2 separate regions of the Homo sapiens genome follow, and region 1 is linked to region 2. Evidence: read pairs that join two places in POLR2A ChIA-PET (ENCODE). Cell type or tissue: Panc1. All regions are shown on one strand. Links, peaks and the distances in the headings refer to the core of each region. The heading gives the core; the rest is flanking DNA. Region 1 has its middle 37 kb from the start of LINC02230. Region 2 has its middle 16 kb from the start of LINC02230.

Region 1 (8,340 bases), core at 163-8,162, 53 kb after region 2:
TGAAACCACCTTGTAAACATGAACCTTCTTGCTATTGCCCTGAAGTGAGCAACCTTATTTAAGGAAACGAAAAACTTCTCCCAGTGCCGGAGGGTGGACTGGGAAGCAGGTCTAGACATTCATTCTTTGCCTGACCTCTCAAAACCATGTTTGCTTGCTTCAGCCCTCATCTTCCCCTTGGAAGATAGGCGAGCCGAGGCAGCATCCACAGCAGGCTTTCAGCGCTTAAAATGTTAACTCACGTTTTTTCCAAAGTGTGTTTCTGGTTAGTTTAAAGAAGGATAAACAAAATTTAATAGCTGGCAATGAATCACATTTTTTTTCTCCCTAAACGCTATTTGGATCCACTCAAACGGCTGTCATTCTACTTTTGTACAAATAAATAAACCTACTTTTCTTTTGTGCATTTTTCTCTGTCCTGCATTTCCTAAAATACAATTTGTTTGACGGATGAGTCAAGCAGTTCTGAGGTTTGCTTTTGGCTCTGTAGGCAACTAGGTTGTTTTCTCATCATAATTCAATGGGACAAGGTTATCACCCTTACAAACACTAACACCTCATTTAGAACCAGAAGCACCCCCCCAAGAAGGAAGCAATTGTTAATGTTCTCGATATAAGTTTCAGTTGCTACATGTGAAGTTTCCTCATATACACATCTCTGCCCTGCCCTTTCCCTTTGGTTATGCTGGGTATATGCTGTGCACACAGACATTCTGAAGTGAAATTATAGGAAGATGGAAAGTAAACTTCAAAGAATGTACAGAGGAAGGCCCATCATCCACATAGACTTGGGCACTACAAGCAATAACCTAACAAGCAGAGACAAACCTCACTAGCATCTGAAAGCAACATTAACCTAGAAAGTATTTTTTTTTCTGAAATGCAAAACACATCACCATAGATTTTCTAAAAGACAAAGACCCGTAAAATAGCTGAACTGAAATTAAACATATGCATTTTTTTTTTTTGAGACTGAGTCTTGCTCTGTCACCCAGGTTGGGGTACAGTGGCCCAATCTCGGCTCACTGCAACCTCCACCTCCCAGGTTCACGCCATTCTCCTGCCTCAGCCTCCCAAGTAGCTGGGACTACAAAACGTATGCATTTTTTAAGGTAATCGTACTGGAGTAAAACTAAAATATTCTCCAAATAGACATTTCATTTTGTTTCAACTCCCTGGTTAAACAGAGAAGTATCTTTTAAGTAATTGCCCATTGTACTTATAGGTGAGGGAGGTCTGTAAAAATGTAAGTTGAAGGTCTTGTTAAAGTTCTCCTCACTAATGCAGAGACTCTCTGAGCCTGTTCCAAATCCTTTGTTAGTGCTTCTCATATTCAGAAGTGTTGCCTAGGAAAAAGGCAGGAGGGTCCAAGAAGGGAGAGAACCCAGAACCCAGAAGTGGGCTCATGTTTCTGCTTGTCCTCAGCTGGGTGGTTGGGGAAAGAAGAGGGAGAAGCAGGTTTCCACCTGAGAGTTATCTTCCGTCCCTCCTCTCCCCATCTCAACCAGCCAAGCTCAAGCTCAACCACAAAGCCTTGAAGCAACATGGCACAGTCTGGAGATTCTCCCCACCACAGTATTTTAGATTTTTTTTCTATCATAGTACTATTTAAATCTGCCTTTCAGTACTTATCATATCATATTGCGATAATCTGTTTACAAGCCTATAATTATCCTGAGGATAGGCACCTTACCATCTTTGGAGCTCCCAGTATCCAACTCAGAGCATATTAGATAACCAATAAATGAATAAATGAGTAAAAAAATATGAAAAAGCATTGATTAATAATCAGTTTCCTTTCCTAATGTTCATTTATCCATCATACATAATAAAATATATAATTTATAAAGTAATGTTGAGCATGATTAAGTTTTATGAAATTTTGAAAATAGCCTTAGGGGAATTAATCATTATGTCCACAGGGTCCTGGGGTCCAGGAAACCCAGACTGGGAAGTATTGGCCTAGACCAATGGTTCTCAAACTTGAGTATGCATTAGATTATCTGGAGGGCTTATTAGAACACATCAGTGGGCCCCTTCCCTAGAGGTACTGATCCATAGGCCTGGGGTGATGCTGATGCTTCTTGTCTGGGGCCCACGCTTTGAGAAAGATTGATCTAAGAGGATAAGCAGGGGCAATGGATGATGAGTCTGTGGTTTTTCTTCTGGCTCTGCCATCAACTAAGTGGTATGACCTTCAATACACTATCCATTTCATAGCACCCTATGGAGATGGGGAATGACAATGGCTCCTTACATCCACAAAGTACTTTAAGCCACACACTCTGGATCACTTACATGAACACAATTTTCTCAACTTTCTTCATGGGTATATAGGATAAATGTAAGAAAAGAAATATGATGATGCTTTGGAAAATCAGAAGTACCATAGAAACATGCTGTTTTATCATCATATTCTTTTTGGTCTTCTCTTCTTTGCCCTTCTCAATCCAAAATGGCAGATCCTAACGTTGTGTTGGGCTTAACCCACTGGTGTCTTCCTGAGTTGGACTTCTATTTTATTTTATTTTTTGAGATGGAGTCTTACTCTGTAGTCCAGGCTGGAGTGCAGTGGTGCAGTCTCCGCCCACTGCAAACTCCACCTCCCAGGTTCAAATGATTTTCCTGCCTCAGACTCCCCAGTACCTGGGACTACATACAGGCGCCCACCACCACACCCAGCTAATTTTTGTATTTTTAGTACAGACAGGGTTTCATCATGTTTCCCAGGCTGGTCTCAAACTCCTGTCCTCAGCTGATCAGTCCACCTTGGCCTCCCAAAGTGCTGGGATTAGAGGCGTGAGCCACCAAGCCCAGCTTGGGTTGGACTTCTGAGTGTAGAACTACTGATGTTAATTTAAGGAAACAACACTCTGGTTAGAAAACATGAAAAATGGCTGAAAAGTCTTATGTTGGGGGGTTTGCATCGTGGAGGATTTTCTGGGCATTCTACTAAGCTGAAGCAGAAGGACTGGCATCTGTTCAGTATCTGTGCTTGTGTCTCTACCCACTGATACCACAACCACCAGGCTTGTTTCCTGGGGATCTGTGCACTCAGATGGCCTGGCTGCTGGCAGCACCAACTCCAACATTAATCAACTTGACATCTGGAAGCAACCTGAGGCCCTCCTCAATCTGATTGCCACAAATGCCTTTACTTTCAGCTGTCAGCAAAGAGCTTATTCGGTTTAGGGTGCCAGGTCTACATCACACCATCCTCATGGAGGGCTGTACGATGTATTAACAAACAACCTGAATAAACTGGGAGTGTGGGCAAGACAAAAATTTCCCTCAGTAATCTGTCAACTCAAACCTACACCCAAAAGGCATTTTGTCTGAAGCAGCAAAATTACTGTGGTTGGGCAGATCTGGCTAGATTGTGTTCTACATATCCTTGGAGTGCATATTTTGCCCATTTTTGCAAATTACAATCCTCCTTGAGCTAACTATATAGCATAGCAGCAGCTACTTTTGAAACCCTTCAGTACCCTTTGGTCTGCTGTGGCCAAGACTTCATTCTTTAGCAGTGCTCAGAAAGATGTGGAAACCTTTCCTGAGGTGAGTTCCAAAGAAGCCCAGGCACTGCTTAGTGGATGGCAATCTACTCATTGCCATTGTTGTGACAGCAGGATGGGACTGTTGTGGTGGACACCATGTCAGTTATATTCCTTTTTATTTGAGCATTCCATGTATCCTAATATGGAAAGTAAGGCCCAGGACATTATCCAGAAGAGTTGCCTGTCAGAAATTGCTCTGTGATGTGTCAGGATGAAGCAGGCAATAAGGAATGAAACGTCATCTCATCAAGGAAAAAAAAAATCTGTAGATAACATTGTAAATCAGCCAGGAGACAAATGTCTGCCTGGGTTGTCACCCACCAGCTCACCGCATTGATTTCTCAAAGCCTAAAATCATACAGAATCCAAACCAGAACGGAAGAGCCTCCTGGCCTCCCATGTTCACTGATTTAATTTTCCCCTCTGAACACATACAGCCCCTTAATTAGAACATTTACCAACCATAAATACAATTTAAACTCCATACATATGTGCCTACACTTGTGGAGAAGCTTGAGCTGAGGTACGGTTTCAATAAAAACAGTCCTGCACTGATTAGAACGTGTAAAGAGGAAATCTGTTTATACCACAGTCTACTCAAAACTTGCGTTGGCAGCAACACTCCAGGCTAATAAATGTCAATAGCAAAACTACGTGGAGAGGATAAATTAAACTACCACAATCTGGAGATTGAGAACTCAATCTAAAATGCTATACCCAACTCATTCTGCTACGTCCAGTCATAAAGGAATATCACAAACTCTTGTCTAAATCTCAGACTCACGAAGGAGACCTGTTCAATGATACTACTCCTCTTGGTGAATTCAAGTTCACTCCCAAAAGGAAAGGAGTTTTTTTAAGGAAACTGCAGAGTCCTGCAATGTTTTTGGAAGGCATTAGTATTCACTCTCCATCTCTTAAAATAACAGTGGTATCATTCCAGATTTATAGAAGCATGAAGAATGAGATTATTGAATTAATTAAAAACCAACAGAGCATTTAAATTTGTTTGATGCTCCATTTCTCATTTTCTACTGATTTTATAGACACCAGAAATCAAGCACTGTCCATCTACCCACCTACACATCTAGGCCAGTAGCAGTCCTATCCTGATCCGTGCATGCCCTCCCGGGTCGAGAGGACCCGGCATCCCCAGCCACACTCAAGAACAAGCAGGAAGAGGAAGGGTACAAGTAGAAAAGCTGAAGGTGGTGGAAAATCTTGAGTGAAAAAAGAAAACTACATCCAAAGGCAGAGTGAGGTGTGGTGTGGAATAGCCTCCTGAGAGGCGAAATGGGCCTCACATGAGTCTCTTCCATAGGGGCTCATTAAAGAGGGATCTTAAGGTTGATGCAGGCATAACCAGTGGTACCAGAGAGAGTTACAGAAAGATCTTCAGGTGATGTGTGCGCATTTTCTTCAGGGTATCTGTGGGATAATTTACATTTATTGAACTGAAGGGAAAGGGAAGGAGCAGCTTGCTTGCAATAACAATAATAAAAACAACAATGGTAACAGCAGATCTGTGTTACATGCCACTGTTCCAAACCATTCACATTTGTTAACTCATTTAATCATAACAACCACCACCCTAGGAAGTAGGTATTATTATTATCCCCATTTCACAGATGAAGAAACTGAGGCACAGAAGTGTGGGAACTTCTCAATGTCATACTTCCAACGTCATACTGTTGGTAAGTGACAAAGGCAAAGTCAGGCAGCTCACTTGGAGCCGGGCAGCTTCACATGGTTCTCTGCTGCCTTTCTGAATGACCCAGCACATCCAGCCCTGCTCTAAGTGTTCTGCATAGATTGTAGCTCCTTGCTACAATGCTATGTGACAGGTACTATTATGCTCCCTGTCCTGCAGGTGTGGGCCCTGAGCACTGAGAGGTAAGTAAGCATTGATGGTAAGAAGAGCCCAGGCAGGCAGGCCTCAGAGCCCCAGCTGATGACCATCACTCCATACTGCCTCTTGACATGTCTGGGAGAAGCCAACTGTACATACCCATGTCCCCGCTACCCTTTCTGTCTGCCCGTTACACTTTCTCTAATTTCAGGCTCTGCCAGAACCCCTGTTGCACTCCCAAGTGACAAGTTTTTATTTGCATATCCTCTGTACTATCAGATGGGATGCAACATGCCCCAACCCCCTCCCCGCCACCGACACCTTGAACCAGGCTACCCTTCCCTTAACAGGGTCACTCAGGTGTTCACTTGGATCCTTCACAGTTAGTGAAGGCTCTGTGCACCCCAGAAGACACAAGGAGAGAGCCCAGGCAATTCTTTCTGATGACTCAGACTCAAGAAAAACTCCAGATAGCAGTACAGTCATTTATAGACCACTTCCAAGATATGAAATCAGTGCTTTTACATGTGTCATTTTATTTAATTCTCATAGTAACTCAGTGAGCATAGGTGGGACTCAAAATCCATGTCTATTTAGTGATGTTGCAATGCAAAACACCAATCTTTCCTACAGCCCTTTACAAATAACAGCAAAAAAAAAAAAAAAAAAAAATCTCACCCTCAGTTTATGGAACAAGAGGGGTTATTAGCTCAAATGGACTTATTATGTCAATTCACCCCAGAGGCCCCAGGGTTTCAACTCTAGGTAGAACAGGTTCCACATGGCTTTATTCCTTCAACGTCTCTTTCCAAATGAGAGCAGTCTCCATACTCCACCCTCTAGTGCATGTCTGGGGAGCTGAAAGCAGAGGGTCTCCATAAGGACCCCTCCTCTGTAAAATATCATTCCTTTTGTTCTCCTGAGAGCCCTGCCTGGTTAGCTGATCTTTCAGACATAATGAAAGATAGCTCTTTTTGGTTTATTTTCCCCAGATAGTTGCGGGAATGTTTTTCTGGGCTGGTGTTCAGTGGGTTTGTGTTTTTTGTTGATGTAATGGTGTTTTGCTATAGTGGTATTAGCATATTTTAAAAAGTTTTCTAAGCCATTGCCTATGCACCCAGGGGTGACTATTAAAATGATGGGGACATTTTCATAAATCCCAAACATAGATAAATATATAAAAGCAGTTAGTAAAGTGGGAAAAACTAACACAGCTAAAGAAACAAATTAGAAGGGTTTTTTAGAATCTAAAATGAGTTTCATGCCTAAAAAGAATTCCATAGAATAAAAATTTTATACATTTTAAAGGAAAAAACAATTCTATACGAATAATATGATAAATAAGAAATTCTGACTCTGATTTTATATTTCATCTAGATACTCAGGAGAAAGAAATATAGAGAGGAAAAAATTAAGCACATACAAATTGAAAATAACTATAATGTTATATCATATTTATGTATAAGAATTATTTTGTTGGAATCAAAACATGCATAACAATTTATTTTTAACTTGCCTTTAAAAAATACAGTGGCTCCTTTTGCTTTTTCTAATTTAATATCCCTGATCTTTACCATATCTGAAGCCCTCCCCAACGTAAGAGGTCAAGGCTAGAACTTGCTAATAACCATCAGAAGCTGGAAATTCTGGATCAAACATTTTCTCAAACAGAAAGAAGTATTTGCTTCCAAACTCCAACCAGGTAACAATGGTCTAAAAAATGACTAGAAATGCAGCCGGTGTTTCACTGTGGTTATTCTTTCTAATCACATACAACATTTCAAGTACTTTCCTTAAATCACTCCCAGGCAGTGAAGTCCTTTATATTCATCCTGTGATGGCGGCAGCCTTGTTGGGCAGTGTTTGTCCTAAAACAGCTGTTGAGATCCTAGCAGGGGATCCCAGCAGGGGAAAAAAGTCACATGATTCTTTAGCTCATAAACCAGCTAGTTTATTTTCTCGAGGATACATTAGGTAATCATGCTGATGCAAATAGCAAAGCTAGTAGCCCGGGGTTAGTAGCCAGAAATGGAGCTCTCTCACCTCACCTCTCTCATCTCACCTCATCTCTACTGCTGGTAGAGAATGATCCAGACGATATATTCAGCACACACACAGACCATGGGTTCCAGCTCTGCCCCTCAGTTATTTTCTGCTATCTACCAACAGAGCAGAGAGGGCGGGAAGAAAGCACAAAACTGAGCCTGGCCCCATCTGGCTGCTGGCTTCCCAGCTCCTCATCTGGTTTTCTCTCCCACGTGGCCTGAAGACCACTTGCTTGGGTGACCCAGAAAATATTCCTGTGACCTGTGCCTTTCCCCATGCTCTAACCATACCGCCAACAAGCCAGCGGCCTCCTCACTGCATCCTCTCAGCAATACTATATGGGCCCTTCCTACTATTCTAAGTCTTCTCAGTCTTTTCTCCCCAAGTGAATTAGAGGCTCCTAAAGAGCAGGAAATCCATATGCCTTTCATTATTGCTAGTACAGTACCAAGCAAACAGCAGTCTCTCAAAAGCAAATTGTATGAGGAGTCTCATTGGTGTGAGTTGTGATCAGTTGTACAAGATGGGTAAAAGGACAAAAGAAAACAAACAGCAGCAATGACAATTGGCAAGGCAAAGTCAGCCCCTGCTAAGAAACCCTGTTTGACTAAAACCTTGTTTTTATGATTGGCCCAGATATGGAGGCCTCGTACTCTGAAATAATCCTGTTGTCTTTCCTCAAGCTTTGGGTCTATGCTGACAATGAATAAAAGAGGAGAATCTTAACCTTAAAATCATTACTTTCTGGGGCAAACCTTCTAGCTCATCCCCACTAATGGATTGAAATGAGTGTCTGGAGCCAGGGACCTTTCAAATCCTCTGGGGATTTGGTTTCAGGAGGCAACACTGAAAATGCCACAAATTAAAATGCTCAGAGACCTGAGAAAC
Region 2 (8,340 bases), core at 225-8,224:
ATTCCTTAGCTGTGGCATAATCCACTGTGTGCATGGTTGCCCTCTGTGCCTATCATGTCTCCTGTGGAACTTGGGGATAGGGAATCACCTCTATTACTGATGTTCCTCCAGTTTGCTGTGTTGTGGATAATAAACTGACTTGAGTCTCACTATCTACTTTGGATACCTATGGAATCGTAGCAAGCCAACCTGCTGGCTTGCTGTACTAGTAGTACCCTATTGCTTCTGTAACAAATTACCACGAACTTAGTGGCTTAAACAACACAAATTTATTTTATAGTTCTGGAGGACAGAAGTCTGAAATGAATCTAAAATGCAGGTGTTTCAAAGAAATGGTAAGCGTTTATTACCAGGAGATGTGTTTATTGCTAGGAGACATGTTGATTACTCTGATTTGATCATTACACATGGTATATATACATGGATAGAAATATCCCTCTGTATTCAGTAAATATGCACAATTATTACATGTCAACTGAAAATAAAAGAAAAAGAAGAAAAATAAATAAATAAATAAAATCAAGGTTTTGGTTGGCAGGCCTATATTCTCCAGAGAAGAATCTGGAATTTTTCAGCTTCTAGAAGCTGTCAGCATTCCTTGGCTCATGGCCCTTTCCTCCATCTTCAAAGTGCATAACCACAACCTCTTCTTTCATCATCCCATCTCATCTTTCTTTGTTTAATCTTGCCTTCCTCTGCCTTGTGCTTACATTGAATTCACCTCATCATCTCAAGATCCTTAATCACAGCTACAAAGCCCCGTTTGAGTACATAATCACAAACTCTGGGATTAGGACAAGAACATCTTTCAGGGGTCATTATGCAGCCTGCCACACTTGCTTAGTCACATTCTTTGGGCTCTTGTCACTTCTTGCCATCCTCTATGATGTCACTTTTTGCCTGATACTCCAGAACCCAGTGCTAATAGCAGAACACCCTTTAGCTCATAGTAGGACAGAGCAGAGCAATCTGTCTCTTTTGATTTGACCTGATGGTCTGGTAAGAGGGTACAATTTGCTACTCCTAGGCCAAACTCAGAGGTCTAGCACCTCTAGAATGAAGCTCCATGAAGCCAGAGACTCTTGCCTGATTTATTTATCAGTAAGCTCCAATGCCTAAAACTGTGCCTTCTGGAACATAATAGGTGCTTAATAAATATTTGTTGAATGAACACATTTATTCAGCTTGCTTGTTGCTGGCTGCCCACTTCTACTCAGACATGAATTTTTTAAATTACTCGTGATAGGAAACCCTTTATCTACGTAATAGATTTACTTTCTCCATCTTGAGTCTCAAAATTAGATGCCTGATGGTGCCTTTATCAAAATAAGGAGTATGGGAGAAGGAGCGGTTTTCAGAGGGAAGATACTTTCTGTTCTGTACATACTAAGTTTGAAGTGCTGACGAGTCAACCAGGCTGCGATGTCATGCAGGAAGTTGGAAATGTGGTAGCGAAAAAATGGCAAGGTTGGAAATACAAATTTAGGATTCAACCACACGAAAAATATAGATGAAGTCACAAGATTGATTAAAATGTCAAGGGAGAGGATGTGGAGAGAAAAGAGAAGAGCTCATTTGGTTAATTCTGCAGCATCTAAAATTAGCATGGGTGCCAACAACATATTTTGGTAATAGTCATACATATTAATGATCATGCCCACTGACACATATATTTTTAGATTCAAAGGTTCTAGTAAGAACATATTTCTTACCTGTGACACCCTATTTCCTGTCCTCTCCTAGCCTCAAGCCCCTCTTCCAGGATTGAGGTTTCTTGTATTTACTCACCCACTTTTATTTAAAAAAAAAAGCAAACCTCTCCTAAGGTTTCTGTCCCACCTGTGGGGCCCCTGAGCCATGGTCCAGCAGTTTTCTTCTCCCTGTACACCCTCCACATTTGCCACCAGACCTTTCATACCACAGAGCTTGAAGCACCTGAACATGGGATTGATGGGCTCAGGCAGCTTCTGCATGGTAGTGCCTGCTTGAATTTATTGCCACCACCACCAGTCCCAACCAGACACCAGGATCTGAACTGCGTTGGACACCCAGTCCAGATTTCTATCTGAAAATCTTTTGCTATGGTCTTTTAATTGCAGGTTTTATGGAGACAAAAAGAAATGGCTGACTTTAGCCTCATGATGAGAATGGTGTTATGTATGGTTAACTTGAGCATATTGTAAGCAGTGATAGAGTTTCTGCTATCTGCTCATAATTCCCTCTTCTCCTCAAAAAAAAAGTAGTGAAAACTCATAGCCAGTGTGGGAGCCAGCTTTCAAGATGGCCTCTGGTGGTGTTCACCTGCTGGTCTTCACAACTGTTGTATGCTTCCCTTCCATGTTATAATAGATTGATTCTGTACGGCCAATAGAATATGGCAGAAGTGTTGGTATGTCACTTTCAAGATTTAATTATAAAAGGTACAGATATATTAACCTATTAACCTATAAGTAGAGCAATCTATCTCTCTAATCACTCATTCTGGGAGAAGCCATCAGCCATATTGTGAGCTGCTCTGTGGAGAGGCCCAGATGGTAAGGAACTGAGGCCTCCTGCCAACAGCCATGTGAGTTCGTCATCTAAGAAGTGGCTCCTCCAAGCCTCAGCCAAGCCTTCAGATGACTGCAGCCCCAGCCAATATCTTCACTGAAACCTTCCAAGAGACCCCAAGACAGAAGCACTAGCTAAACTGCTCCTGAATTTCTGACCTACAGAAACTGTGAGATAATAAATGTTTGTTATTTGAAACCATTCAGTTTTAATGGTAGTTTGTTATGCAGCAAGATAACCAATATAACCAGGAATGGGGATCACCCCACACTTATTCCTCCTCTGGATGTCCTAGCTCAGCTAAGCTTCTTCTTGGCCCTTTACCACTCTTGTCATCAGATGGTCTGCCCTGAGATGAGAACATCTTTGCACATGAACTTGCATAATCAGCCTTAACCTCAGTTCATAGGCTAAATTAAAAATTGTTAATAAAGATGTGGAAAAATAATTATTTTAACTGGTATCTAAAGAAAAGCAAATTAATACAAATATAAAATTCTATTTTTTATTTATCAAAATAGTAAGGTTTTAGAAAACATTGATACTTAATGGTGAAAAGGTGGTTCAATCCTTCTGAAATGTATTAAGAACATTCAAAAATTTTGATCTTTGATGCAGAGTTGATTATACTTCTAGGAATAGATCTGATGAAAGTAATGAGAAATGCAGATAGAAATTTATAGCTAAAGATATTCACTACAGCATTTACAGTAGCCAAACATTAGACACAACCTTTGGTCCAACAATAAGGGATTTGTTTTTAAAAAAAGTTATGGGCCGAGCACGGTGGCTCATGCCTGTAATCCCAGCACTTTGGGAGGCCAAGGCAGTTGGATCATGAGGTCAAGGGATCGAAACCATCATGGCCAACATGGTGAAATCCCGTCTGTTCCAAAAATACAAAAATTAGCCAGGCGTGGTGGTGCATGCCTGTAGTCCCAGCTACTCAGGAGGCTGAGGCAGAAGAATCACTTCAACCGTGAGGTGGAGGTTGCAGTGAGCTGAGATCACGCCACTGCACTCCAGCCTGGTGACAGAGTAAGACGCTGTCTAAAAAAAAAAAAAAAAAAAAAAAAGGTACATTTATTTTATTTGAAATTATGTAGCTACTGAAAACTAAGGTTATAAAGTTTTTTACTATGTGGAAAATGTTTCAGTAAAAATATAGGACACAATTATAAACGCAATATAGCCTTAGTTCTAGAAATGTAAATATGCATGAATCGAAAACTGGGGAAAAATGTGCTAAAATATTAGCATCAATTATTGTTTGAATAATCCTCCCCAGCAACGATTTGGAACAATTATTTTCTTCTCCATAGTCCTCAGAATTTTTAGAATTTTCACATTGGAGAGGTATTACTTTTAAATCAGAAAATAAAATGTTTAAAAATTGCATAGATGTAGGCAGTATAGCTTCTTAAAGTATCCAGTATTTGCCTTTGCCTTTTATCCATGAACCACAATGTTTTGGGTGATTCATGAATGATTCACATCAAAAGCCCTGGCCTATCTAAAATTTCATATTTCTTCTTGCTCTTTCAGGTAGGAGATTAATGAACATTCCAGAATGAGACTATGGCGTGGGAAGGAAGTGTGTAATGAACCCAGGAGGATGCCTAGGAGATGTGTCCATTGTAGCATTCTAGGTGTGACCACAAAGTGCCCAGCATGTGGCATTCTGAAGAAGGCCCTATGAGCTCAGCATTCTATTTCCTTTACTCAGAATGGAAGCAGGAAGATAGAATTCAATTGCAAAATGTTGGTCACTGACTCTGAAAAGGATTCAAATTACTGACAGCTTAAAGTAATCAATGCTATGAAAGCCATAATTATCCCAATACTGCAAAGATTTGGAGGTTTAACAACAACAACAACAACAAAAACCAGTTCTCCCAATCTGTGTCTTTCTGTCTGCATCTCTGTGGTTACATAACTAGAAAAGGGCCGGTTCAGGAATGAATCCCAGATGGCTCCGCTCAGTGTTTGCTTTGAAGTCGGTTCAATTCGATTTATCTGGTCTGTGGTTTGAGGATAGGGTGGAAGGATCCAACTACACAACAGTGCCCAGACCCCAGAGTAGGGACAGAACATCTGCTTCCTGGGCACAAGTGCATGAGGAAAGGATTTACCCTTCAAGGGTGTTGATTCTGATCCTGGCTACATGGGGGAGAGGGGTGTGGGGTGTTGCTTCCTGGCCTGCTCAGCCTGGGGTCTCGGGGGCTGCTTCTCACCCTGCTGTGTGAAAGCCATGGCTGTAAGTCCCAGCCAAGCTTGGCCCCACGGGTCTCCTACACCCAGGAAGGTGTCAGACCATCTCAGCTGGGTAAGGTCAAGTGGGGCCCCGGGGTTCCGCCCTTCATTGTGGGTCTTGGTATTTATAGCTTCTCGCTCTGTTCATTTTCTCTCAGGTGGTTAATTATATCATTTCTCTCTCCAGTTTTCTGAAAGGAATAATTGACTCAAGAGGCTGGCCTGTCAAATATTTGTGTAGGGCAGTGTGCAGTGACTGAGGAAGGCATGGAAAGTGAGACAGTGCCATTGAGAATGGCGGGACCACAGAAGGCCAGTGCCAGGAAGGCACTAATGTCATCTAGTTCCCAGGCTGCAGACCCAGATGGCTACAGGGACAGAGCAGGTTCCCTAAAGGCGGGAACTGGGCTGGTATTGAGCAGAGGGACTGTAGGTCGGAGAGTGCGCACCCTTCCTAAAGATATGCAAATAAAAATGTTAATAATAATTTGTAGCCCAAAGAAAACACAATTGCAGGTTGGATTTGGCCCAAGGGTCAGCATTTGGACATTCTTGGGTGGTCCTGCACCTTCAATGTACAGACAATAAACAGGTCCAGGGACCTATCCAGTTGATGACTAGCCGAGCCTAGAACACTAGTCTTCCAGCTCCCTGGCCAGGGGACCTTCTGGTCTAGATCTCTGCTGACAAACTGACGCTGTGACAGCCCCTCCACCCTGCACCCCATAATGACAGTTTGACAGAAAAAGAAAAAGCACTCTGTCAACCCCTACTTATTTCAGGAAATGGCCAGCTACAGAAAAATGTCCACCCCTAACATGAAATGTCCCATACTGCTCGCTTGCCCACTTGCCAAAGGTCTGCCCAGCATCCTCGAAGACCGATCAGAAAGTCTCCCTGCTTCCAAAATTCCCACCCTAATAGAATGATTGCTGATCAGAGACCGTCTCTATATTTCTCTTTCTACTCCATGAAACACGTTGTCCTTTCTAACACTTTTCAACCCCTGCTGAAACCAAAGGGACCTGCAGATGCTTCCCTTGCCACAAGCTTATCAAGAGACACTGCACTCCCATATTTATTGCACAATAGCCAAGATTTGGAAGCAACCTAAGTGTCCACAACAGACGAATGATAAAGAAAATGTGGTACATACACACAATTCAGCCATAAAAAGAATAAGATCTTGTCATCTGCAACATGGAAGAAACTGGAGGACATTATGTTTGTTAAGTGAAATAAGCCAGGCATGGAAAGACAAACTTTGCATTTTCTCACTCATTTGTGGGAGCTAAACATTAAAACAATTGAACTCATGGAGATAGAGAGTGGAATGATGGTTACCAGAGGCTGGGAAGGGTAGTGGGGTGGGGGTAGGGAGGTGTGGAAGGGGCAGATGGTTAATGGGTACAAAAATACAGTGGCATAGAATGAATAAGATTTAGCATTTGATAGCATAACAGGGTGATTACAGTCAACAAAAACTTATTGTACATTTTTAAATAAGTAAAAGAGTGTAATTGGAATGTATGTAACACAAAGAAATAATAAATGCTTGATGTGATGGATACCCCATTTACCCTGATGTGATTATTACACATTGCAAGCCTGTATCAAAATATCTCATGCACCCCATAAATATATACACCTACTGTGTACCCACAAAAATTAAAAATTAAAAAAGAGAAACAGCCGTGTTCATTTTGTCCTGGACATAGGTTTGGACACTGGCATGTGTCAGAAGACTGCAGCTCTCAGGGATTTTGCCCCGTATCTGCCCGTTCCTGGCAGAGTAGATACTCTGTCCCCAGTCACCTGCAAACTGTAACTATCACTCTAAAGCAGCCTGCATTCCTAGGATGCCCCCTGGGAATTTCTGCTCCCCCTGCCCTGGAGCTGCAGGAGAGGTGCATGAGCCCACAAGGATGGGCAACCCATCAGTCCACCTCTGGGCTGTGCACAGTAATTTCGGTGCAGGGTGTTCTCCAGAGTCCAACCATCCTTTGTCCTTGGCGTCCCCCAGTCCCAGCCCCACCTCCTGGCCTCCCAGTCCTAACTTGGGAATTCTGTTCCAGCAGTACCCGTAACCTCTGCACTGCTGTTTTTCTCAACAGTTTTTTCTGTCCTGAAGGAGACCTCATCCAGTCAACATCTACTCACTCAACATTTTCTATGTGGCTCAAGTTCCAAAAGAAGCCTCAGTGAGCAAAAGCCCTTCCTCTCCCTCCCCTGTGAGAGTCTGCCTAATGCCATGATTACAATAGCTAGTATTTGTTGAACACTTACTATTTCCCAGGCACAGAGCTCCCTCTCCTTCACCTTACATTCTTCCTCTCTTTAATCCTCAGGAAAATGCTATGAAGTAGGCATTCTTATCCCCTTTTGTGCCAGTGACAAAATTCAGAGAGATTAAGCAAGTTGCCCAGGGTCACACAGGAGCAGAATTTAGATTTGCACCCAGGTTTAAGCTGGACTCAATCCCCTCCCTCTGTGGCATATTTGCTTTCACTGGGAGCCCCCATTTCTCCCCCACCCCCATTCTGCAGCACTGACTCTGCCCCATGTCACTGTTCCTTGCTAAACTCACTGGTGTGAGTTTCTGGAGGATGAATAGAGAGCAGCACCAGCTGAAGTTCTTCTCAGGTCCTAAGCCATCTAACTTTTACAACCACCACCCACATGATGTCAATTGTATTAACATGCTCCAGCATCTGATTTTAACTATAAATGTTGAAAACATTTTGAAAAGCGTTTTATAACTTTGTTTTTGAAATTATTTTTTATTTCATTTTGACCATTTTGTTTTCTTATTTTGAAATCCATTTAATTTGTCATTCTGAAACATTTTGTAGGCCCTTGAAAAGCCATAGACACTGGGCTTATAGTGCTTAAGTGATGGAAAAACAAAACAAATTGTGGCGATGGGGAAGAGTTATCTGCATGTTGTCCACACCTCATCAATATGCAAACCTTTGATTCAATTTCCGTAAGTATCATTTTTGCCTCCTGCAGAAGATAGCACTATATCCTTCATGTGAGTACTTTCTAGGAGTTTCTGATCCCAAGTCTGATGTTTTGGTGCTAACATTTCCAGCTTGTTGGTGCCGTGAGATGCTAATGATTAAAAACAGAAGGGTGGCTTATGCTGTGCGTCACAAATTCTCAATTACTGAAGCCAGTGGGAACCCTCCTCCCAAGTGAGGGTCAAGGATGGGCAATGATGCACTTGGGAAGCATTAATGGTACCTTATCTCTGGGATGGTTGGTTTGCTAGGGCTGCCATGACAAAATACCATACACTGGGTGGCTTAAACAACAGACATTTATTTTCTCACATTTCAGGAGGCTGAAAGTCCAAGATCAAAGTGTTGGCAGGGTTGGTTTCCTCAGAGGGCTGTGAGAAAAACCTGTTCCAGGCCTCTCTTCTTGGTTTCCAGATGGCCACCCTCTTGCTGCCTCTCCACAGGGTCGTCATCCTTCTGTGCACGTGTACCCCTGCTGTCTCTTTGTGTCCTAATCTCTCCTTCTTATAAGGAC

Evidence for each region. Peaks named below come from ENCODE experiments on the same cell type or tissue, not always from the same donor. Only the 100,000 strongest peaks of a DNase experiment are listed, where the experiment ranks them.
Region 1: POLR2A ChIA-PET joins it to region 2 with 17 read pairs; 6 of 35 experiments call an interaction of 5 or more read pairs at or near these places.

What each region holds. Positions count from the first base shown.
Region 1 is chr5:73,370,944-73,379,283 of GRCh38, forward strand. No RefSeq gene overlaps it. Among named protein-coding and RNA genes, the nearest start is that of LINC02230, 37 kb to the left of the region's middle. RefSeq lists an enhancer at 1-384. In Panc1, for the core only: no CTCF peak of the experiment used is centred there; DNase peaks (open chromatin) are centred at 578 and 3,728; H3K4me3 peaks cover 561 bases; H3K27ac peaks cover 6,667 bases.
Region 2 is chr5:73,317,792-73,326,131 of GRCh38, forward strand. No RefSeq gene overlaps it. Among named protein-coding and RNA genes, the nearest start is that of LINC02230, 16 kb to the right of the region's middle. RefSeq lists enhancers at 3,617-4,816, 4,097-4,704. In Panc1, for the core only: no CTCF peak of the experiment used is centred there; a DNase peak (open chromatin) is centred at 4,180.